3 separate regions of the Mus musculus genome follow, and all the other regions are linked to region 3. A link is a loop called in an ENCODE intact Hi-C map of the cell type or tissue named here. Cell type or tissue: heart. All regions are shown on one strand.

Region 1 (8,000 bases), 160 kb after region 3:
GCTGTCCCTGCTGTGTCTTACCCTATATTGAAATGACACTGGACTTAATTCCCGGAAACTGTTATCTCCTTCATAAATAGACCGTAAAGCTTCTAGCTCCATCTGGAAAAAGAAATCAGCGGATTTTGTTAAATGGCATGCGTGGATTAGAAAGACTTTAACTTCTCATTCAAACCCACATTGTATAGTTGATGTAAAATGTAGCCCCAAAACAAGAATATATGTGCGCATACCACCACAGTACAATCACATTAACAACAGGTACCTTAAGGGTAGGTGTTGGGAGCTGGGCGGTGGTGGCGCACGCCTTTAATCCCAGCACTTGGGAGGCAGAGGCAGGCGGATTTCTGAGTTCGAGGCCAGCCTGGTTTACAAAGTGAGTTCCAGAGAAACCCTGATCGAAAAACCAAAAAAAAAAAAAAAAAAAAAAAAAGGGTAGGTGTTGAGTGCTACTAACGAGTTTCACATTGTATCAGCTCACTTAATTCTCGAATAGACCCCGTGAAGAGCACATTACCATATTCCTTCTCTATACTGTAGAGGAAAGATTTAGGTTAAAGCAACTTGAAAATACTTGGAAATGAGAACTAGGAAGCACAACAATTTCCCACTTGAAAAGGAACATCAATTATACCGGTAATCATTTCCATAAAGTAATACAATGCTTATGTAGTACAGCTCAGTCCCAAGAAAGAATATCAGAAAGAAAATTGACAGGATCTATTCAAGATGATCGAGAGACTAGAAGAGAAGATGCTAATTAGTAACCCCTGCCCAGGCTTTGTTCTCAGAACACTGTGGTCCCACAAATGAGAAATCTCCATCACTGTGCGTGAGAGCTGAGTCTGGGAGAAACAAAGACAAGAGTATCTGTTTTAGTTTTCAAAAAGATTGACGTCATTAACTCTGCAGACTAAAGAGGGTGACCTTGATTTATTCTCCATGTACAATTTTCAGATTAGATCATAAAGAAACAGGGCAGGCGAGCTTAGAATCCTTAGGACTCTGCAAGCATTACATCACGATATAGCTCAACAATCCTTCTCAGCGGAACTCTGTACTTTAGAGAAGGTCGGCGGACTCAGTCTCTTTAGATCCCAGCAAGGATCCCTTTCCAGGACAGATCAGCACAAAAACAATGCAGAACAGCAACAACAAAGAAAAACACAGACATTCAAACTGGACTCGAGAATGTCACTTTGGCCATAATCTCTTTCCATATTCTAATTAATAACTTGGGCAGGAACAAAAAGAGATGACAGGTTGTTAAAATGGATGGATGGTAATCTGATAAGAAAATATAAGTCAAGCCGATGAAAGAATTAGGACAGCCCCCTCCAAAGTTCTTTTAAACCAAGTTATGATAATATTTAACAGGGTAAATATTAACATTATCACATTAGATATTGCATTTAACACCTAAATATATAAGTAGAGGATGTGGGATGAACTACTTTGTAGAAAGCACTAAGTGGATGTGGACAGACAGTAAATCAGAAGACAGTGTGATGCAACGGTTTCAGCAGAGGCAAATGGAGGGGATTCTGTCCTTATACTCAGTTCAGGACAGCACAGGAACTAAGATACATGAACAAAAGTGAACTGGAAACATATGATGTGTTTTTAGTTGTTTTGTTTTATTTTTCAAAGGCAGTATCTTCAAAACCGGGCAGGAAACTATCTTCAAAGATCCAGACACCTATCATGAGGAAGAATAAAACTTCGCTGCTGAAATCAAAGATTCCTGGACTCTACCACAGAAATTCTGACTCGTTAGGTCTGAGGTGGAGTCAGCAACCAGTGGTGATGGTGGCCCGGCAGTCAAATCCATTAAGTGTTACATTGTGCTTTGCTCGGAGAAAGAACTATTTTCAAACTGACACAGAATAATTTTATTGGTTGGGGCTGGAGAGATGGCTCAGGGGTTAAGAACGGAGAGACCTGGTTCAATTTCTAGCACTTATATGGTGGTTCCCAGCTGTCTAGAACACCAGTTCGGGTATCCAACATCCTCTTCCAGCCTCTTTGGGTACCAGACACCCGAGTGGTACACATACATATATGTAGGCAAAACACTCATATATGTTAAAAAAAAAAACTATTTTAAAAATTGTATTTATTTATGGGATACAATGCAGTTCTTTGGTAAGTGTCCCTGTTACAACTATCACCCCAAGTTTTCAACCACTTATTTGTCAATGAATCATTCGAAGCTCTTCTAGCTATTATGAAATGCACAGGGTACTGTAAAACGAGTCATTCACTGTGTAAAATGACATTAGACTTTCCTCTTCTCCATTTATGTCTGTAACCACTCACTAGTAGTCTCTAACCCTTCCTCTCTAGTCTCCCTCACCTGGATTTATTAATGCTTTGGATTCATTGAACTGGTAAGAATATTTTAGCAGGATATTCAGATACCAATTACCTTGTGAATGTGGGGTTCCTGTATGGAGTATTTGTAGTCTAGATTCTATTAACACCCACATTGTCAAATGTTAATTTTTAAGCAACATATTCAAAACAAACAACAAATTACTATGTATCTACTACTACACAAGGAGTCTACTGCTACATAAGATTTGTCTTCTTTGTTTGAGAAGGCATTTTTGGAACACCAGGCTAGTCTCAAACTCTGACATCAGCCTGCCTCTGCCACCCTAACACTGGGATTAAAGGCGTACACCACTACCGCCAGGTGGGATTTATCTTCTAATCCTTACTCTACCACGTTCACCAAGCTAGGGTGCTCTTTTTCCTTTTTCATCTGGACACATTACAGAGTTGGAAAGTTCAATGACAGGTGATTTATAGGACCTATTCCTTCCGACTTTGATATTTTGCAAAGCAAACAAACCACCACCACCAATAACAACAACAACAAAAACCAAAACACAAACTACAAAATTCTGATTGACATGAGGATGCTCAAAAATATTGTATATCCCTCAACAACAGACTGAGGAGTGACTTCACTGAGCATTATGGACAGAAACCGAAACACCAGGGTCATTCATTTTTCTGTAGAGATTTTACTTACTCGATCGACCCTTTCCACGAGACCACAAGTTTTCAAATTTAAAGGCGTTCAGATTTGAAGACAGAATAACTCGACACACAAGCGCTAAGCCACACAAGGGATTTAAGGACGGCCAAGTGCTCTAGGGTCGTGGACCAAGGACACTCATCTTACCAAGGAAATCTAGGAAGACCTAAATACAAAAATGACAAATGAGGGAAGCGGGAGGCTGAGTCTCACGTAACCCATTCGTGCTTGCTGGCCATAAGGTTGCCCAGTGCTATCTGGCAGGGGAACCACCAACGTGGGACATCCGGACAGGCGAAGAAGGTTCTCAGAGCAAAGGACACGTGCGAAGTCTGGGTGCTCCACGTCGTGACCTGCGCCGGGACAGGGGTGTCTAGTCCTGGGTTCTCACCTCTTGGTCCTCGTTGGCACCCATCGTGCCGGGCGCACGGCGTTCGCTACCGCGATGAACGGGCGGGCAGCGGGCGGGAGGCCGGGGCACCCCGTTTCCGCGCCTCGGTCTAGAGAAATCCTCCTCGCAGCCGTGGGTACGACCTCGTGCGCTCCAGATCCTCGGCAGCACCAAGCCACCGGCAGTCGATTGTGGGCCGGGAACCCAGGATCGCGTTATGTGTGATCGGGAACCGGGATCACGTTAAGGGACACCTAGACCTCTGACCAGTTACTGATGGGCGGTACCGAGGAAGCCCCGCCCCTTCTCACGATCGCGTCTCCTATTGGCTCCTTCTCTTTCCGCCCCCAACTCTTTCTCCTCTAGGAAATGGAACACCTTCCTAACAAGGAAACCCGTTCTATTCCAGGACTGGTGTGGAGTGCTGTCACTCAAGCCCAGGAAGTGCTTCCTGTGCCAGCGGAGGCGGGGAAAAGGAAGTGTCGCCTTCTGTCGCCCGGTCTGCGGCTGGGGCTGTTGCTTGTCGGTGGCCGCATTCCTAGACGCCCCTGCCTGGCTCTCTTGCCTCTTTCGGGGCTGACGGCGACTCGCCGCAGCTGCAGCGGGTCCAGGGCGTGCGGCCAGGGTGAGTTGGGCCCAGAGACCTTCCAGGCCAGGCTATCCCGGCTGGCTTGGTGGCCTGCGTTTCCCCTTGGCGTCCACCGATGCAATCTTGGCGTTTCTCCTTCCCCTGCAAAGAATTATTGCCAGAGAGGTGGGAGTGGTGGAGGAAAATAATGTCAGTTTCTAGGACTTTGAGGTTATTCTCCTTGCCCAGTGGCAGCTACTAGAGCCTAATGCTGAGATCCTAGGGACAGCCCTTTGGTTCTTCATTTGAGCGTTTTGCAATCGGATGTCTCTGAATCCTTGCTTGTTAGCCGGTGACTTGCATCCCAAACCACCTGTTTATTGATAGCCGTCTTCTTTAGTAGATACTCTGATTGGGTTAGCTTGTTTCTCTTCTATGATAGATTGCACTGACGAGGTGATCTGGTGCTGAGGACTTAACTTTGTACTTCTCCATGTTCCCTCTCTGTCAATGGTTTGCTTGGTTTCTCCATTATTTTCCGGGAAATCAGGAAGCGATTTCTTTCCTGTGTGTCACTGAAATCTATTCAGTCAACACTTGTCCTGTTCCGTTCCTTTTTAAATTTTCCTACAGCATAGTCAGGACCATTGCAAGTGTCCAAGCTTGTAAGGTAGAATAAAGCCGGGATTGCTGGTGTAGTTTTCATGACGTTGTTGGAAAAGATTTACACTGTCAGCTGTGAGAGCCAGTAACTAAGGGAAGGCTAGAGAGCACTTGAAATCTGCTAGTTTAACGGAGGGTGTGCAGTTCCTATAAAATACGCACAGGCTTGAAGACAATGCACAAATAGGTTTTTACAAGTTCATCGATAACTTATAATGATGTTTGGAAAATATTGTTGGCTAAAATAGAATATATCTAAAATCCCACATCTTTCTTTTTCTTTTGGGGGGGAGTTGGGAGGCTGTCTTTGATATCTCCATAGCCCTGGCTGGCCTGAAACTGCCCCCTGCCTCTGCCTCTCCAATGATGGGTTTTCAGGAGTGCTTTCTGAGCCAACTTCTCTTTTCCCTTCTAACATAACTGCTGGAAATTTTGACTTTTTTTTTCTTTGATTCATGCTGTATACCTCTCAGGTGGTGCTAATTTTAAAACTTTGCAAGTTTATTCTACTTCCCCTTATAGCCGGTCAATATTCAAGGGCCACAGCTATTTCTTTGGAGCCTCTAAGATCAAGGGAAAAGGCCCTTTCACATTCTCATCTAGACTGTTTGGTTTTAGGCAGATATGGTAGCCATATTATATTTTGACCACTTCTATTTTGCTCTTCATCTTACTCCCCAGAAGCTGTGGATTTCTTTGCCCTCATAGCACAACCCTCCCCAAAGGTCTTTTGAAGCAGTTCTGCAAGCTTATGGTGTAGATACATCATTTCTGGCAAGCTTTCCAACTCATGTTGCACTATCCATTGTTCCTTTAGCGTTTGAGTGTGAGGTAGCTAATTAGTAAAGGTGATTAGCGTTTCAGGTAGAAATAATCCACATTTTAGGGACCAGGTGGCATTTACACTAAAAGTTTCCCAGAGATTACCTTGTGGTGTGTATAATGTGATGATGGCGATCACTGTTTAAAAAAGCAGGTGATAAATCCTGTCAGAAATAAGGAACTGTTTTAAATAGATAGTGACCCTTTTGATTGGAATAAGCACCTTTTTTGTACAGTCATTTTGTAAAGTTAATGCATACCTGCGTTTATTGTAGACTTAACGAAAGGACACAATACCAACATGCCCTAGGGATTTCCATTCATTACTGGTGTCTCTCTTAGACATTTTCCTTTACCTATTATGTCATCCTATATTATGAAAATCAAAAAAGCAGCTATTAAATAATTCACACTTTATATGAATTATATTCTAAGTATTGAGAAATTAGATAATTGTAATTCCAAAGAAATCAGAGAAAGTTAGATTTTTATATATATATATATATATATGTAAGTCAATAGCTTTTTAACTTTTATTGACTGTGGTTGATAACGGGGCACGTATATGACTTGAATATTTTTAATAAGATTTTTGAGACAGAGTCTTACTTTACTGTTTTACACCAGCCTGTCTTGGACACTTGGTCCTCCTGTATCAGCCTCCTGCACTCTGGGATTTCAGCATGTGCCAGCATACCAGGCTGGAACTACTTTAATTTCCTCACTTACCGGCTTTCTTAGTCTGTTCATTCCACACTTTGATATACATTTTGAAAGATTACTGGAAATAGAGAATTTATCTGAAAACTGAGTACAACCTTTTCTGTGAAATTGAAATTGTGCAATTAGTAATTTTAATAAATCTGACTTAGTAATTAAAGTTTTCACGTTGCTCTTTTCTATTTGCTTGACTGTGTATATACAAAGCCTTTTGTCTTTTTGCAGTGTTTATAATTAGGTAGTGATGTTGGTTTTTAAAATTAATTATGCCTATCTTGGCATTTGTGTTTCAGATTTTTCCTTGACGCCCTCAGCATGAGCCCCACACAGTGGGACTTCCCTGTGGAGTTATGTTGCCGGCCGATGGCTTTTGTTACACTCACTGGCCTTGATGTTGTCTATAATGCTGTCCATCGAGCAGTCTGGGATGCTTTCTGTGCCAATCGGAGAGCTGACCGGGTACCAATTTCTTTCAAGGTGCTCCCAGGTGACCATGAATATCCAAAATGTAGATCAAAGGTAATGACATAAGATCACTTGCATTCATTCACAGCCCTGTCCTCTTCCTCCTACCAATCCTATCCCAATTATGTGTGCTATAAAACCCCTGGGTTTATCAGGGTAAAGGTCATGGTTGTGCCTAAGGAAAAACGGGTATTTTCATACACTATGGAATATATGCATATGCTTAATAACGCCTAATTTTAACCTCAAGCTGATTAATTGCAATGGTTTCTATACTATGAACGTACATCTTTTTCTTTTTAAAAAATAAATTTATTGGGCTGGAGAGATGGCTCAGTGGTTAAGAGCACTGACTGCTCTTCCAGAGGTCCTGAGTTCAATTCCCAGCAACCACACGATGGCTCAAAACCATCCGTAATGGAATTCAATACACTCTCCTGGTGTGTCTGAAGACAGCTACAGTGTACTCCCATACATAGACTAAATCTTTAAAAAAATTAATTTAGAGAGAGAGAGAGATTGTGTGTGTGTGTGTGTGTGTGTAGGTCTGATAACAACTTGTAGTGTTAGTTTTCTTCCAGTTTTGAGCTCAGGAACTCCCAGGCTTTGCAGAAAGTGTCCGTTCTACCTCCCCATCCCACTTTCCTTTTCATTGACCCCCAGCCCCACGTCTCCATAGTTTAGTAATCTTCTTAAAAGGAAGATGTGGGGCTACCCGTTCCTCATTGCTGGCATCGTGTGGAATCCATGGCCTTTACACTTGGGTTCAGCTTCCCCCATTTTTAAACCATTTTTATTTTATCCACAGGGAAGGTGAATTGCTGTCAGGACAGTACGTAAACAAATGAAGGCATAGTGGATTTTAGTTCACTTTATTATTTTACAGGGACAGAAATGGGAGTGGGGAAGGGTAGGAGCAGGCCTGGAAAATGGCTGAATACTTTGACAGGAGCTGAGAGCCTTGGCATTGTTGGGACTTTGTTTGCTTTTTGCTCTGGACATTCTTCCTCTCATGGGAAGTGTAGTGTTTGTGGGGTTGAGGTTCCACTCTGACACCTTTTATTAATTTCTGATGGGCTGACTTTCTCCTCTTGGGAGTGGGCAGTGTGCACACTGGCTGAGGCCCACACCTGTGGAGTGCCTGGCACTCTGGAGGCAGCCTCAGCTTCTTTTCTGACCAGCTAACTGTTTCTGTCACGGTTGGCAGAGAACGTCGTACGAGTGGTACATCCCTAAAGGGGTCTTAAAGACGGGCTGGATGAATAAGCACCTGAACCTGGTGCCGGCGCTGGTGGTCGTGTTCTATGAGCTGGACTGGGACGAGC
Region 2 (8,000 bases), 140 kb after region 3:
GAGTCTGGAGAGGACTTCCCGGAGCACAGGCAACAGCCGGGACAAAGGCCACATGACAGGGTCACAGGGAATGGGGTCACAGACATGGGCCACAGAATCATCTGCCTGGAATGGGAAGGAGATAAGAAGGGACACCGCAGAAAGGTCTCAAAGTAACTTGATGGCTGACTTTCAGACACAGTCCTGGAAGGCCTGAAATTCTTTCTTTACAATAGGGTGGCCTTGAACTCACATAGATCCGCCAGCCTCTGATCCCAGTGCTGAGACTAAAGACACGCCAGACCATGTATGACTTTTACTAAAGCGATATTTTCAAACCTAGACAGGAGAGAGTAAACTGGACACGCAGGGACAACTGAGCAGATGCCACTGGCCAGCCCGTGGCAGGAGCTAGGCTTTTCTTTTAGCAGATGGACAGACATCCCTATATTCCAGACTCCATAGCTTCTCCGTTATCCTGGGGGATTTTAATGAAAACAACTCACATTTGTCAATTTAAAAGTTAATTTTTGAGCTGCCTCTGGAGGGCATTTGTCAAGTGAAATGGAAAACGGATGAAGCATAGACGTCCAGGAAAGGATTCTGAGGACACACGGCAGTTAAGGGATGTGGGGGAGCTGTGTGCATCCACTCCAGGAGTCTCGGGGTGAATCTCACCAGGCAACAGGGGTTAACAGGGTTTAACAGGGATTCATGATGTTTCCTAAGGGAGGCTGGCCACAGGCAACCTTTGGTCTTCTTAAACAACCAACCAAACCAAACAAAACAAAAAACAAAACAACAACAACAACAACAACACACCACAGGCCCTCCAGCTTCACCTTGCAGTGTGAGCAGATTCCTCAGAACTGGAGCTCCGGGTGGTTGTGAGCTGTCTGATGGAGTGTTGGGAAATAATCCCCCATCCTCTGCAAGAGCAGTAAGCATTCCTAATTGCTGAGCCATGCCTTTGCCCCGAAGCCCTTCCTCCAGATGTTTCTGACCTTTAGTATCCATCATATTATTTAAAAAGATTTATTTGTGGGCTGGAGAGATGGCTCAGCGGTTAAGTGCACTGGCTGCTCTCCTAGAGGCCCTGAGTTCAATTCCCAGCAACCACATGGTGGCTCACAACCATCTGTAATGGGATCTGATGCCCTCTTCTGTGTGTCTGAAGAGACAATATACTCACATGTATAAGATAAATAGTCTTTAAAAAAGGATTTGTTTGTTGTGTTTGAGTGTCTGAGTGTACCACATGTATGCAGGTGCCCACGGAGTCCAGAAGGTGGTGACAGAGCCCATGGGACGAGAGTTACAGGCTGCCCTGTGCTGGTGCTGGGAGCCCAACTCTGGTCCTCTGCAAAAGCTGCACATGGTTTTATTCATTGTCCTGCCTCCTCCTCCTCCTCCTCCTCCTCCTCCTCCTCCTCCTCCTCCTTCTCCTGCTCCTCTTGCTCCTCCTCCTCCTCCTGCTACTTCTCCTCCTCCTCTTCCTCCTCTTTTTGGTCACATTGGATTTCACACAGGATGTTTTAAATCTATGTGCTGTGGACACAGCTCAGTGGTAGGGCAAATGTCTAGCATGCATAAGGCCCTAGGCTCAATTTCCAGCAATAATATAATAATAATAATAAGCTTTTATTTTGTCTCTCTCTTTCTCTTGGACATTTTCCTACTTCTCTAAGATAACATTTCTTGTATTAACAAAAGGAGAAAGGACGGCCTAGAGAATGCTGCTTAGAAGTCACAGTCAGAGCCTCAGCAGGCTAAACCCCAACAGCACTCTGGATCACTTCCTAAGTCACAGAGACCTGGACTCACAATTGGAAAAACCAGCAGGGTGGGGCCACTTCCTGACTGTTTCAACTCGGCCCTCCTCAGCCCATTAGAACACTTTATCGTAGAATCTAGATTCATGCAGGAGACTCAGCAAGTGGAACCCGTGGGAAAACAGGACGTATTTTTTGACTTTTGGTCCTCGTCTATTAGAGATGAGAACAAGGAAAAGAATGTGCCTTTACCGGAGATGTCCCCTGGACTCTTCCTATCTGCCATGATCCTCGCTTGAACATTTCGTCATCATGTGTACAAAGCCACTCTTACGCCTGGTGTTAATGGTTTTCCTTACTTGATCATCAGCAATAAAATCCTCAGCGCTCCACAGGCAAATTATGTTTTTACATTTTTGAGTCTTCACAGACCGTGGCTTCTAGATTCTCATTTTCACCTCCGATTCCTAGTAAGTTTGACATCATGACTCGGTACCCAAACCAGCACAGAAACCCAAGCGAGCTCTCACAAAGAAGAAAGCACCCCCACAAAAGTTAGGGGGCATGCTGGTATTCTCTGCTCGGTTCTAGTTCTGTCTCATTAAAAACAAAGTGCTAGCAAAGACCGCCCATTCTTTCTTCATGAATGGACCATAAATTGCAGTTTGAAAAACACTCTGGATTGTGGCAAAACACTGAATTCTGAAACACAGCCTTGCCAGACTGTCATTCCCGCTGCTTTTACTTTGTAGAAATTCTATGCTAAAAAGAAGGGAGTCTGTCAGTAGCAGGAGTTTTAAACTTCCTATTTTTTATTTTTATTTTTCTATTGGTTATTTTATTTATTGACATTTCATTATCCTCCTGCCCAGTTTCGCCTCCACAAACTCCCCTCTCCCCCGGCTTCTATGAGGGTGCCCCACCACCCGCCCACGCACTCCTGCCTCAGCGCCCTAGCATTCCCCTATACTGGGGAATTGAGCCTTCAAAGGACCAAGGATCTCTCCTCCCATTGATGCCCAATAAGGCTATCCTCTGCTACATATGTGGTTGAAGCCATGGGTCCCTCCATGAGTACTCTTTGGTTGGTGGTTTAGTCCCTGAGAGCTTTGGAAAAACTTTCTATTTTTAAACAGGCTCTCTGTTGCCCACACTCACCTCAAATCCTCCACAGTCGTGTGCCCGCCCCGCCCCCCTTCCTCAAACACACAAGGCATGAGCCACCACACACAGTTTATTGTTTTTCTGACTACATCATCCTCTGGAAAGACTGCCATGCTTGCGTATTTGTCTTAAGAAATAAAGTGTAGGGGCTGGTGAGATGGCTCAGTGGTTAAGAATACCAACTGCTCTTCCAGACATCCTGAGTTCAAATCCCAGTAACCACATGGTGGCTCACAACCATCCCTAAGGAAATCTGATGCCCTCTTCTGGAGTGTCTGAAGACAGCTACAGTGTACTTACATTAAATAAATGAATGAATGGATGAATGAATAAAAAAATAAATATTAAAAACAGAAGAAGAAATAAAGTGTAGGTTTGGGCATATCTGTAGTCCCCAGCAGAAATTGGGGCTAGATTTATCTAGTTAATCTGACCTGTTGCGGCCAGTGGAGAAATGCTATGGGATGGATGAAGTTTTAATGCTGAAATCTAAAAGGAAAAAAGAAAAATCTAAACTAGAGGTTTAGCATTACTTTCACTCTACAGGGTGTTGGTCTGGCCTGACTTCTCTTCCCTGCACACTAACTTTAGTGACTGCTTTCCGGTGACAAGTTCTGTATGGGGCATTCCTGCTTGCTGATTTTTAAGTTTCTTGGAATGTATGCAATTCCCTTATTTTAAAATACTTAGGAGTGGAGCTGGAGAGATGGCTCTGCAGTTAAGGGCACTGGCTGTTCTTCCAAAGGACCTTGGTTCAATTCCCAGCACCCACGAGATGGCTCACAACTGTCTGCAATTCCAGTTTCAAGAGATCTGACGCCCTCACACAGCCATACATGGAGGCAGAACACTAACATACATCAAATAAAAATAGTAAGTTATTTTTAAAAAGTACTTAGGGTATGCGAATGTCACTATATCCTGGTGGCTCTTACTCAAGTTTTTCTTGTCAGGTTCTTACAGGACGGTGTGAGACTGCCCATGGTACCTGAGGCTAAGCAGACATTCCATGTGCTACAAGGATCTATTTGGAGAAGTGTGTTGAATGTGGTTGTTCTAGAGTAGATTTGTGTTCATTTTTATCACGTACCTACATACCTTTGTAATTTGGGTACCACTTAATCTCTCTCTCTTTTTTCCAAGAGCCCTGGCTGTCATGGAACTCACTCTGTAGACCAGGCTGGCCTCGAACTCAGAAATCCGCCTGCCTCTGCCTCCCGAGTGCTGGGATTAAAGGCGTGTGCCACCACTGTCTGGCTAATATATTTTTTAAAATAGTATTTTATTAATTTTTGTGTGTGGTGGGGTATCACAGAGCATGTGGCAATCAGAGGAATCAGTTCTCTTTCTATTGTTTGAGTCCCAGAGATTGAACAAAAATTGAGACTTGCCTGCAAGCACCTTTATCTGCTGAGCCCTTTAGCCAGCCCCTGTACCATCTTAAACTAAAACCATAGTTTGAGGTTTTTGTCAAAGTTTGTTTTGTATTTTTCATACTGCCTCAGTTACCTTGACATCATAATGACAAACACCCGACAAAACTTAAGAAGACATTCTGGTTCATGATTCAGGGGATGGTCTCATGGCGGGAAGGCACAGGGGTGACAGCAATGAGCGCACATACTCATTTCAGTGGAAATGACGCAGAGAGCTTGGGGTGGGGTCTGGTCGCCTGCCCACAGAGAATCCACAGTTCCAGCCTTGCTTATTGCCTTGACCTAGGCTGGTTCCTCTTTCCAAAAGTTCCACAATCTTTCTGAACAGCGCCACCAGCTGGGAAACATGTGTTCCAACACATGAGCCTGTCGGGAGTCATTTCATACTCAAGGGATAACCATTATTAGGGGGCAGGATTTGGGCTGAAATCCTGCAGGGAGAATTTTGGGATTTTGGATTCTTTAAAAGACAGAAATATTTAAGTATGTGTTTTTGTTTCAATGCTAGGTGTGGGACATAGGGCGGCTTCAGAGTGTCCACAGCAGGTGACTATGATTTGCCTCATGCTCTGCAGGGGCGTGTTTTGCCAGCTGCAGATAGATAGTTACTGTGATTGTGTGATGTTTGTAATTCTGGGAACTTTTCAGAAGGGTATATAAATGCTACAACCCTGATAGGTGGGTTGTTGGTTGCTGTTGGTCATGGTTTGTCAAGTAGTGGCGTGCAAAGAAGAAAGAAGAAATTAGATATCCTGACAACTCGAAGCCCCCAATAAGTAGGAAGCGGTTTAACCATTACATTGCTTCCTCTCCTTTCTTTCCCCTATCTACTGTTAGGGGGTTGAAAGGGTGGAGAAGGGTGGAAGAAAGAAGAACCCACAAAATATTAAAAGACCAGTTACAAAATTCAAGTGTGTATTAACTCTTGGATACAGTGTGTACTGGCAGTGTATGTGTTTGTGTATAGCTAGCTCTCCATCAGAACCAGAGTTCAAGGCAGGCCCTCTTACTCAGGGCCTTTGCTGGAGAATGGGTCTGAGCCAGTAAGTGTGCAGACAGGTCTGGGTATAACTTCTAGTTCTAGGCTGACCAGAAGCTCAAACTGTTTTTAACTTCCACATTGAAATTTCCATCTTCTTATTTCTCCTTACTTTCTCTTGAGCTTTTTTTTTTTTTAATATTCTTCGAATATGACACTTTGAATGGTTCCAGCAGGAGCACACATGTCACACCATAAGATAATTTTACTGCAGATTTAAAAAGTTATTCTTTCTGAAGTGATTTGAAACAAAACATATAGAAAAAAATCACTATAATTCAGTCTTTATTGCTTATTAGTCATGTCATCTCATACAATTTTAAGTAAACAGACTTTGAGAAAATATAGTGGGAGCATTATCAGGTCAGCATTATTTCTGATGCAAGTGTTCAAGTGTTTATAAGGTAAAAAGGGATACCATTGCCACCGTCTGCCCCAGAGATCTATACATTTCATAGAAAAAGAGTAAAAATAGTTCATTGGCATTTAACTAGCATTATTCTTTGCAATCTAAGAATCACAGTAACTTTTACCAGAGAAATGACCTTTAGAACAGAACAAAATACTTTTTTTCTATTACAGGATGTTTCTTTAAAAAAAAAAAATCTAACAAATCAAGATGACAATAAAAACTGCACAAACGGAAGCTTGAAAAGAAAAGTTGTTATAGTCTAGGCATCTCCAATATTCATCTAGAAAACGAGACAAAAGCAAACTCTTCACTGTGACTACACTTACTTTACAGCTCACACAGTTTAACCAGAGCCAGGGGTAACTTTGTGAAATCCACAGATCTATCTGCTCTTATGCTAAGGTAACTTCTCTAAAAGTTGATTGTTCTTTAAAACCTGATATAATCTACACAGTATAGCTTGGTGTTCTAACAACGTGGAATCACACACAATCACTGTAATACACACACACACATACACACACCCCAATACCTCTCCTAATAAAACTACAGCAAGTTTCCTTTCCTAATGATTTTAAAAACCAAGCATGTATAACAATAGTTCAACATGACAAAGAGTGGATATATATTATTGAACAGACACCAAGATTAGGAAACACATTTGGATACTTGAAAAGACACTATTAAAAAAACAAAACAAACAAAAAAAAACCTACCAAAAACCAAAACCCCCACAAAGCCCAAGCACTGCCCCCAGATTCGAAGTGTGTTTAACGCCGACTCCCCTGAAAGACCTATTACCAAACAACAACAAAACATCACGATGGCAAATATTAGGAATTTATTAAAACCACTGTCTCCAACGGTACAAAAATTAAATATTAAGGCATCTTATACTCTCATCCTGACCTATGCAGCAAAGAGAATTATCTTAAATAAGAGCTAGCACTTATTCAAATGCTTTTCTAACGTATTTGGCAAATTTGTTGTTTTTGTTTTGTTCGGTGTACGGTCATGCATGCAAGTGTACCTGGTATTTGTATGTGTGTGCAAACGGGTGTATGCACATGTGCTTGCCTGTTGAGGCCAGAGATTTATGTTCTACATCTTCCTCTATTGCTCTCTACCTGAACCAGGTGCTCAGTGACTCAGCCAGACTGTCAGGGCAGCAAGCTGGGGAATCCTCCTGTCTCTGCCTCCCCAGCTCTGCGTCTCAGGTCATGCCCCGCTTTTTATGTGGCTGTTGGGGATCTGAACTCAGGACCTCAGGCTTGCACAGCAAACCTTTACTGACTGAGCCACTTCTCCGGCCCCTCACTTTTCTTCTTATATTCTTTTATTATTCACATAACTGAAAGCATTCATGATCACACACCGGCATCCAGTCCGAGAGAAAAGCATAAACAGTTATCAATTTATTAAGGAGAAGCAGTTTCCTGCTGAAAATGAAGAGGAACTACACAGAGAATCATATAAAGCCCAACTCCAGTACTCAGATACTCTGAAGCAACTTACGCTTTGTTATCTAAGTAAAAGGAGGTGACGCTCATCATTACGGGTCGTTCGAGGAATGCCAGAGACTCAGCACTGGGCTCTTCTGAACTGAGAGTTCAAACACGGCTTTGTTGGCCTTTAAAAATGATCACATCGCTTGGCCCAGATGGTTAAGTTACCACTGACTTCCCTCTGTGGAGCCATCCACCGGCCATGATGCTCAGGAGCTTCAGAAAGTACTCTGAACAAGTTACACTTTGACCTTTTATTAAGGCAAGTTTGTGAAAATAATTTACTACAGCCAAACCTCGTCATTGACTTTCCACTTGTGTGTTTTTCAAGACACTCACAAAAGAACATGTCCTGTAAAAAGCCACTCAGTAACAGAGAAAAAAGTAAGGAGAGATGCTGAACCAGGCCGCTTTTCAAAGGCTGCTCTTGCTTGGGCGGCAGGTGCTTGCTACTCATCATCTTTAGAGCCAGTTTTGCTTAACTGATAAAAAAAAAAAAAAGACACAAGTATTAAGTGGAGACATCTGCAGTATTTAAGTCATTGTTTCTAATGAGAATCAAAATTCAACAAATAACGGAAATAGAGTTCAAGTCAGGGAGCTTAGATGATAACTAACCTATGTAACCACTTCCAACCCCAGGTGAAATCATTTCCACCAGGTATGAAAACAACCGCAAAGGCCGGTTCCGCA
Region 3 (8,000 bases):
TGCTGTCCATACGTCCCTTTCCCTTTTAGACGCCTCCCTTACATGAGCACACCTCCCCTCAGGACCATCTTGTCCTCGGTTGCAAGTCCCTTTATGCCCAGGAGTAGCCACATCAACATGACTGCTTGTCAGCAGTCTTGTCCCATATACGATGCTCTCAGGGATGGCAATGTATTCTCCTGTCATTCAGTCAATTTCAGGGCATCCTTACACTCACATGGTGGATGCTACTCACCGTGGGATGCTCTCCGTGACACTCCAACATGGCTTAGCCATTTCGGTTGAATGTCTTACTATCTACAGCAACAGTCATGCCACCACCATGGTAGCAAGAAGGCACACCATCATGTTGAGCTTGTTCAGGACGGTCACGTTCAATTACACAAATACTCCAACCTCAGTTGCATACTTTGCTACCTAGAACAGGGCCATGCAATAACCCTTCCCAAGTTGGTCTCTGTTTTGTTATGCTCTGCATTTTGGTGCAGTGATGGTGTCTTAGTGTGCTTTCTGTTGATCTGATAAACCCTTCTGACCTTTGGGCCAAAGCATCTCAGAAAAGAAAGAGTTAATTTGCTTTACACCTCCATACCACAGTCCATCATTGAGGGAAATCAAGGTGGGAACTCGTGCAGGATGCTGGAGGCAGGAGCTGATGCAGAGGACATGGAGGAATGCTGATTACTGGCTTGCTCCTCATGGCTTGCTCTGCTTGCTTTCTTATATAACCCAGGATCACCAGCCCAGAATAACACTAGCCTCAGTGCTCTGGGCTCTCAGCCCTCCCACAACAATCCTTTATCAAGAAAACGCACCATAGACTTACCAGAGGCCAATCTGATGGAGGTGTTTTCTTAACTGAGAATCCTGATTCCCAAATAACTTCAGCTTAGTCAAGTTGAAAAAAAAAATCCACTACAGATGGCTAGTTTTAAATACCAGCTTGTCAGAACCTAGACTCACTAGGGTTTTTGTTGAATAATCCCAGGGCTTGTGGGCGTGGCGTTATCCTCAATGCCTCAGCTCAAAATTCCTTTTTTAAAAAGTACATTTTAGAATTAAGTAACCACAGGATATATGAGGATCCAAAAGTCTTAGTTTTACATAAACGACATTAGTGTGTGTATGTGTGTGTGTGTCTGTGGTCACGCATGTTCCACAGCACACATGTGGAGGTCAGAAGACAACTTTGTGGAGTCAGGTTGTCAGGGTTGCGTGGCAGGGGCTTTTTCCCACTGAGCCATCTTGCCCCTGATCTCCTGCTTAAATCTTTCCATCCACCTCCTCCTTCCTCCTGTCTCTTCATCCCTGTCCTGGCTTAAGCCTTTCCTTTCCCAGTATCCCCTGCTCTTCTGATTTCATATCTTGTGTGTTCTGCTCGTCCCTCCCTCTCCGGAGCTCTTTCTAGTTTCTTGTTCTCTATAGACACTTCAGAATTAAACAAATCTACGCATGCAAAGCTGGGATCTGCGTATGAAAGAGAACGGGTAGGTTCTGTCCTTCTGAGCCCCAGTTATCTCGGTAGTGATCTAGCTCCACCCACTTTCCTGGGAATAATTCCGATCATGCATCCCTGATTTTGAATTTCCTAGCTATTGAATGACCACAGATGTGCAAGCGGCTCTGTAGGATACAGACCCCTTTGGGTTCATGTCCAGGGATGACATACAGTCTTCTTTAGGTTTTATGAGAAATGTCCACACTCATCTTTATAATGGTCACACTAATTTACACACTCACCATCAGGGAAAGGACTCCCCTTCCCCCACATCCTCACCAGCATTTGTTAAAATACCTTTCAACACCTCTTCATGGCTAGAACGATGCTTTGTATCTTCTGCTCCGCCCGAGAACTTGAATTTTAAGGATTTTATTTAGTTATAAACTATTATTTATTTATCTACATAATTTTATGTGTATGGGTGTTTTGCCTGCATGCATGTTTGCACACCATGTGTATGATGGTAACTGGGGAGGCCAGAAAAGGGGAGTAGATTCTCCTGGAACTGGGGTTTCAGATGCTTGTGAACTACCATTCAACCTAAATTCTCTGGAAGAGTATAAATAAATAAATAAATAAATAAATAAAATGCTAATAAGTAAAAAGTATAAAAATAGCATTAAATATGTTAAAGGATGCCAATAGTGTAGATGAAAAAACTGAGTTCTAACTTTCATCCAAGTTCCCCTAAAAGACCACCAACATGCTTAGGGGTAATAAAGAATGATATACTGTATATAACATGTGTTATGAATAAAAGTAATTTTCTTCCATATTTAAAACTATAATGAGGAGTTATATTACATTTGTTTGTTTGTTTGTTTGTTTGAGACAAGGTATCTCTGTGACCAGGCTCTGTAGACCAGGCTGGCCATGAACTCAGAGATCTACCTGCCTCTGCCTCCTAAGTGCTGGGATTAAAACCGTGTACCACCACCACCATGCTAAAATAAGTTTTAAACCAGACTCTGCTATTTTTTCTTTTTCTCCTCCACTGTTGGAGACTGAACCCAGAACTTACTCATCATTTTTTATTTCATGGCAGTTTTTCCGTGTGTTTTTTGTGTGTTTGGGTGTGTGTGTGTGTGTGTGTGTGTGTGTGCATGGACAGACGGGAGGGGGGCAACTGGAGTGGGGGAAATGGAGGGTAGTGGTGGGGGTTGTGGGAGATAAAGCTTGTCCTTACAACGAATGGACATCTGGGGTGAGAATGGCCAGGATGCTAGCTAGCATGGGGCTTGGAAATGTGTAATGGGTGCTTGTGAATAGGCACTGAAGGGGCCGGGAAGCCAATATGGACTTGGATATGCTGACAGCTGTCACAGGTATAAACCAATGAAGAGCCACATTTCTTCTGCCAGAGGCAAGGGAAATGACTCCTTTTGGTGGGAGCCTATTTCATAAATTCCCAAGGAAGGTTGGCTTTAATCTAACCATCAGAAATCCTTCTTGGTTTCTGAAGTCCAGTTTGCACTGAGCCTAGTCTCAATGTTGGACCAAGTCTGTGGGGCCTGCCCTTTTAGAGGGAAATGGGGTACCCTTTGGACCCTTCAGGTAATTAAACTCACATTGTCAGGCTTAGAAACAAATTCCTTTACCCTCTCACTTTTTAGTGTTCTTTCTAGGGTAAAAGCACAAACAAACAGACCCTTGGTTCCCTGGGTTACAACATCCTGCCCCAGAAAGTTCAGGCATAAGTGGAATGTCCAAAGAGGAGATCCTTTGGCCACCAGGGGGCAGCATACAGGCACGATTGCCTAAGAAATAAACTTCAAAAGCAAGGAAAAAGAAGGCGGCTTATTTGGGAAAACAAACAAACAAACAAACAAACAAACAAATATTGGGCATTTAATGTGTCAAATACATTAGGATTACTTTAACATTTTGCTTCCAAATTTACTAATAGGTTAGCTTTTTCCTTTTGAACACACAGTTTTTCATCTTTTTTCTAACCTACATTTCTGCTATTAGTCATATTTGTTTCTTTCTTTTTCTCCCTTCCTTCCTTCCTTCCTTCCTTCCTTCCTTTCTTTCTTTCTTTCTTTCTTTCTTTCTTTCTTTCTTTCTTTCTTTCTTTCTTTCTTTCTTTCTTTCTTTCCCTCCCTCCTGTTTCTTTCCTCTCCCTCCCTCCCTCCCTCCCTCCTTCCCTCCCCTCTCCCTCCCTCCCTCCCTCCCTCCCTCCCTTCCTTCCTTCCTTCCTTCCTTCCTTCCTTCCTTCCTTCCTTCCTTCCTTGTCTTTCTAATGTTAACCTTGGCTGGCCTGGAGATCAGCATGAAGAGCAGGTGGGCCTTGAACCTGTAGAGATCCATTTTCTTTCCCTCCTAAGTGCTTGGAGTAAGGGTTGTTCCCTACCACACTTGATAGTCTCACTTTTGGGTGGATGACAGTTCACAGAGGTTCTGATTACTGTCACCATTAGCCATTCTTTCTGTAGACACTCCGGTTTTCTGTGCCTTCTCTTCCTTCCTTCAGAGCACACATCCTTGACACGTTCTTCATCCAGATTTATATGAATCTTTAGAGATTCATTTTCATCCTTTAGCTCTCGTGTTGAGAACTTTTATCTGCACAATTATACAACATATGACCTTTTGATGGAAATTCTGAATTCTTCAGTGACATTTTTGATGTGCCGACTAAATAAATGCACCATAAGTCAATGATGCCCTCTTTTACTCTTTTATTAGTTTTCGTTGTCTGTAAATTCTGACTACTTGATTGGTTTCTACAAGCCAAAAAAATATATAGTACTTTATAGTACAAGTGCTCTCGAAGTAGTACCCAGAGCGAGAATAAAAGTAAAGGTGTTAGTATCGTCAGTTCTCTGGTTCTCTTATCTGTATTATGTGTGGATGTGTGCGTGTGCGCGTGTGCGCATGAGAGCAGGGGCCCTCAGAGTCTACAGGCATCAGATCTCTCTGAAGCTGGAGTTACAGGTGCTTGTGGAGCTGCCCAACATGGGTGCTGGCAACTAAACTCAGGTCCTTTGGAAGAACTGTGGGCGTGTAGTCTAGGCTCCGCCCCACAGTTACCTGGCAACAGCTGCGTGTGCCTGGCTCATTATAAAAGGGGCTGCTCTTTCTTGCTCTGTCCTCTTGCTCCTGCTCGCCCCCCCCCCCCATTACCCTCTCCACTCTCTCCCCACGTGCTCATGGCCCGCCTCTACTCCTTTCTCTCTCTCTCTGCCTTTCTCTAACTCTACTTCCTCAACTCCCTTCCCCATTGCCCTGAATAAACTCTATTCTATACTATAACGCCCTTGTCGTGTGGCTAGTCCCTCACGGGGAAGGGATGGCTCAGCATGGGCCCGCAGAGGCACCCCACCGCACAGCCACCAAACACATTTCTTCTTGCCTTATCTTTTTATAAAACACAAGTACAATATATCCACTGTTATCTCTCCACATTATATCACGTGATATCTGTTGCTAAATCAGAACACAAGATGCAGTTTGCCTCAACAGTGTGTGTGTGTATGAATATGTGCGGTGTATGTGTATGTATGTGTGCTGTTGCACGTGTCTAGAGGACATTGGGTGGTCTGCTTTGCCACACTCCACCATATAGACCTCTGTGAGACAGGGTCTTTCACTGAGCCCGGAGCTAGGTGAGGCCAGCAAGACCGGCAGCCTCAGTTTTCCATCCGATAAAGTGTTGGTCAGGTCCAACATTTTAAGTGGATTTTGGGGCCTAGAACTGACACCCTCATCCTTGTGTGGCAAGTCTGTCTTTTTTTTTTTTTTTCTCGAGGCAGGGTTTCTCTATGTACCCCTGGCTGTCACTTGAATTCAGAGATCCCATTTGAATTCTACCCTCCCAAGCGCTGGGATTAAAGGCCTGCGCAGCGCCCCGTTAAGCCACCTAGTTATAAACTTTTCTCAGAGTTTAAATCTCATGGCGATGGAGTCAAAGCTAAAGGAAAAACTTCAAGAGTGTACGTCCTGTGCTTGAGGAAAACGAAGCTGGGTGTGGGTATTTATAAAACCACGCGAAGTAATAATGGGAAAGGAAGGGGACGGGAAGGTGCCGGACTGAAACCTGCTATTTCGTCACAGGACCGGGCAAGCGCCCAGCCTGTCCTTTGTTCCCTTTGTCAAAGTATCCCCTCTTGCCAGGAAGAGACCCAGTCTCGACCGAAGGTGGGGAAGGTGTTCCGACAAGCTAGCGTCCTGACTCTCACTTTTCCTGGGTTTCCTTTACTTAGCTTTCGGTAACTTACCGCAGCAGAAGTCCAGATGCAAATTTAGGGTTTCTCTTTTAAGTAGAACTGTGGCTTAGAACCGCAGGGGCCATTGTGCTGACTGTCAGTGCCACTGCAGAAAAATAGGAAATCCCACAGTGAGAAAACAAAAGGCGCTAAGGGAAGCAATCGGTTTTGGTGCAAACTGGAATGCAGAAGAGAAGAGCCCACCGGCGATTAGAGCGCCTACCTAGTTGTCTTCTCCCAAGGGTCGTCTACTAAGGAAATATTTTTTAAAACTAGAGAAAAATTGATAAGCATGAGATGGCCATTTAACCCTTATATTTAAGAAAAAGTCTAAAACCAATCCGAATAACCAAGGACAGGACTGTTTTCAAATGATGGAATTTTATTTACCCATCATTTAAATGCAAATTAATATATACGTTGTAAATTTAATTATAAAAAGATACACAGTAGAAAAAGTGTTGGGCAGAAATATGACAGTAGTATAAGTACTTTATTTGTTTTGACATATGTTCTCAAGTAATCCAGGTTGGCCTCAAACTTATTTCTGTTTATGTAAAACAACGTCTACCCCCAATCAATGCTATTTGTAATATCAAAATAGTTTTCACTTACACCAAGATAGTTGACCTTTCAAGAGGTTTTTTAGATTTCTTTTTCTTTCAGGTATTCATACTGCAGATGGTTGTGCGCCACCTTGTGGGTACTGGGAATCAAACAGAGGCCCCTCTGCGAGAGTCATAAGTGCCCTTAACCGCTGAGTCATCTTTCTAGCACAGGAAAATAGACTTTTATTAGGAAGTGAAGACCCGCCTTCAGTGTTCAGTCGATGTCTGACTACAGCACCAGATCCCAGCGTTTTGGAGATGCCAGTACCATGGGATGACCACCGAGAACAGCAGCAGCAGTGGAGGGGAGCTATCCAAAGCCTAGGAGACGGGCTGCGTGAGCTGCAGAGGGTGGATCCAGAGAAGTGGCCCAAGCCCTGGAGGAGCCCAGAAGATCTTGAGTGACTCCCAGACACTGGACACTGCAGTTACACAGTTGAAGTTTGGTTTTGCTCCGTTCAAATTGTGACTGTGCCCTGTCCCTTCCTGCTAAGTTTCAAATCAGGGCCAAGGCTGAGGCGCCTATTTAACATATCAAAGCATATCTGGCCTCCAGGTCCTTTCAGCATCCTTCAGTCCCTACTGGGTACGGATGTGGATGCCATGCCATGCTAGTTTGATACTGGCTAGTTTGATATCAACTTGACACAAGCTAGAGTCGTCAGTTAGGAGGGAGCCTCTGTTGAGAAAATGCCTTCAAAAGATCAGTCTGGAGGGCATTGTCTTATTTAGTGATTGATGGGGGAGGGCCCAGCCCATTGTGGATGGTGTTATCCCTGGGCTGATGGTCCTAAGTCCTATTAGAAAGCTGTCTGGGAAGGAAGCCAGCACCCCTCCACGGCCTCTGCATCAGCTCCAGCCCTGCCCTCCAGGTTCCTGCCCTGTGGGAGTTACTGGCCTGACTTTCTTCAGTGATTGACTACCGATGTGCAGGTGTAAGCCAAATACACCCTTTCCTCCCCAACTAGTTTTTAGTCACGGTGTTTCATTGCAGCAACTGAAATCCTAAGGCACAGGGTCTCCCTATGTTGTCTTGGCTGGCCTACAGTTTTCTGTACAGACCAAGCTGCGCTTGAACTCCCAGAGGTCCACCTGAATCTGCCCAGAGTGCTGGGATGAGAGGCGTGCACCACCATTCACTTTTCTATGTCCATCAGAAAATACATAACAGTATGTGTGCACATGTGTGTCACAGTGCGTGTTTGGAGGTCAGAGCACGGACTGGGCTGTGGGCTCTAGCCGTTCACCTTGTTTGAGACAGGCCCTCTTGTTGACCTAGGAGCTCCAGAATTGCAGATGTGAGCCTGTGGGCTTCACATGGACTCTAGGGATCCAAACTCAGGGCCTCACTAGGGGTTCACCCACTGAGCCGGCTCCCGACTTCTCTATTTAAATTTTAATAGTCTCATATGACACTGGAATGTTCCCTCAGACTACATGACAGTTTTATAGGAAGCTGGAGAACGGCCCTTTCCTTCCTCCAAGGGAGACCAGTGGTTCTCAACATGTGAGTCCTGACCCCTGAGTGGGTCAAATGACCCCCTCCTAGGGGTTGCCCAAGACCACTGGAAAACACGGATATTTACAACTAATAATAGTAGCAAAGACATGGTTATGAAGTAACAATGAAGTACTGTATGGCTGGAGGTCACCACAGCATGAGGAACTGTGTTAAAGGGTTAG

Evidence for each region. Hi-C counts contacts between places; a loop is a spot of excess contacts. Peaks named below come from ENCODE experiments on the same cell type or tissue, not always from the same donor. Only the 100,000 strongest peaks of a DNase experiment are listed, where the experiment ranks them.
Region 1: it touches region 3 in a loop (9-fold over the local background); 15 of 42 quality-filtered maps call a loop at or near these places.
Region 2: it touches region 3 in a loop (5-fold over the local background); 17 of 42 quality-filtered maps call a loop at or near these places.

Annotation. Positions count from the first base shown.
Region 1 is chr8:47,529,381-47,537,380 of GRCm38, reverse strand. It overlaps Trappc11 (trafficking protein particle complex 11), which reads left to right and starts at 3,911. Exons shown (of 30, transcript NM_177240.3): 1 at 3,911-4,062; 2 at 6,504-6,729; 3 at 7,883-8,000. The coding sequence starts at 6,526. It overlaps Rwdd4a (RWD domain containing 4A), which reads right to left and starts at 3,736. Exons shown (of 8, transcript NM_203507.3): 1 at 3,438-3,736; 2 at 22-102. The coding sequence starts at 3,461. In heart, a CTCF peak has its summit at 4,096; a DNase peak (open chromatin) is centred at 3,830; H3K4me3 peaks cover 2,903 bases; H3K27ac peaks cover 1,795 bases.
Region 2 is chr8:47,550,484-47,558,483 of GRCm38, reverse strand. Rwdd4a (RWD domain containing 4A) reads right to left here. Exons shown (of 8, transcript NM_203507.3): 8 at 5,647-7,789. The coding sequence ends at 7,757. Among named protein-coding and RNA genes, the nearest start is that of Rwdd4a, 21 kb to the right of the region's middle. In heart, a CTCF peak has its summit at 4,686 (motif pointing left); a DNase peak (open chromatin) is centred at 1,833; H3K27ac peaks cover 229 bases.
Region 3 is chr8:47,688,555-47,696,554 of GRCm38, reverse strand. Gm31692 (a long non-coding RNA gene) reads left to right here and starts at 1,159. Exons shown (of 6, transcript XR_003947547.1): 1 at 1,159-1,487; 2 at 6,376-8,000. It overlaps Gm31638 (a long non-coding RNA gene), which reads right to left. Exons shown (of 3, transcript XR_378945.3): 2 at 5,722-5,815. In heart, CTCF peaks have their summits at 3,231 (motif pointing right) and 6,400 (motif pointing left); a DNase peak (open chromatin) is centred at 5,584; H3K4me3 peaks cover 900 bases; H3K27ac peaks cover 720 bases.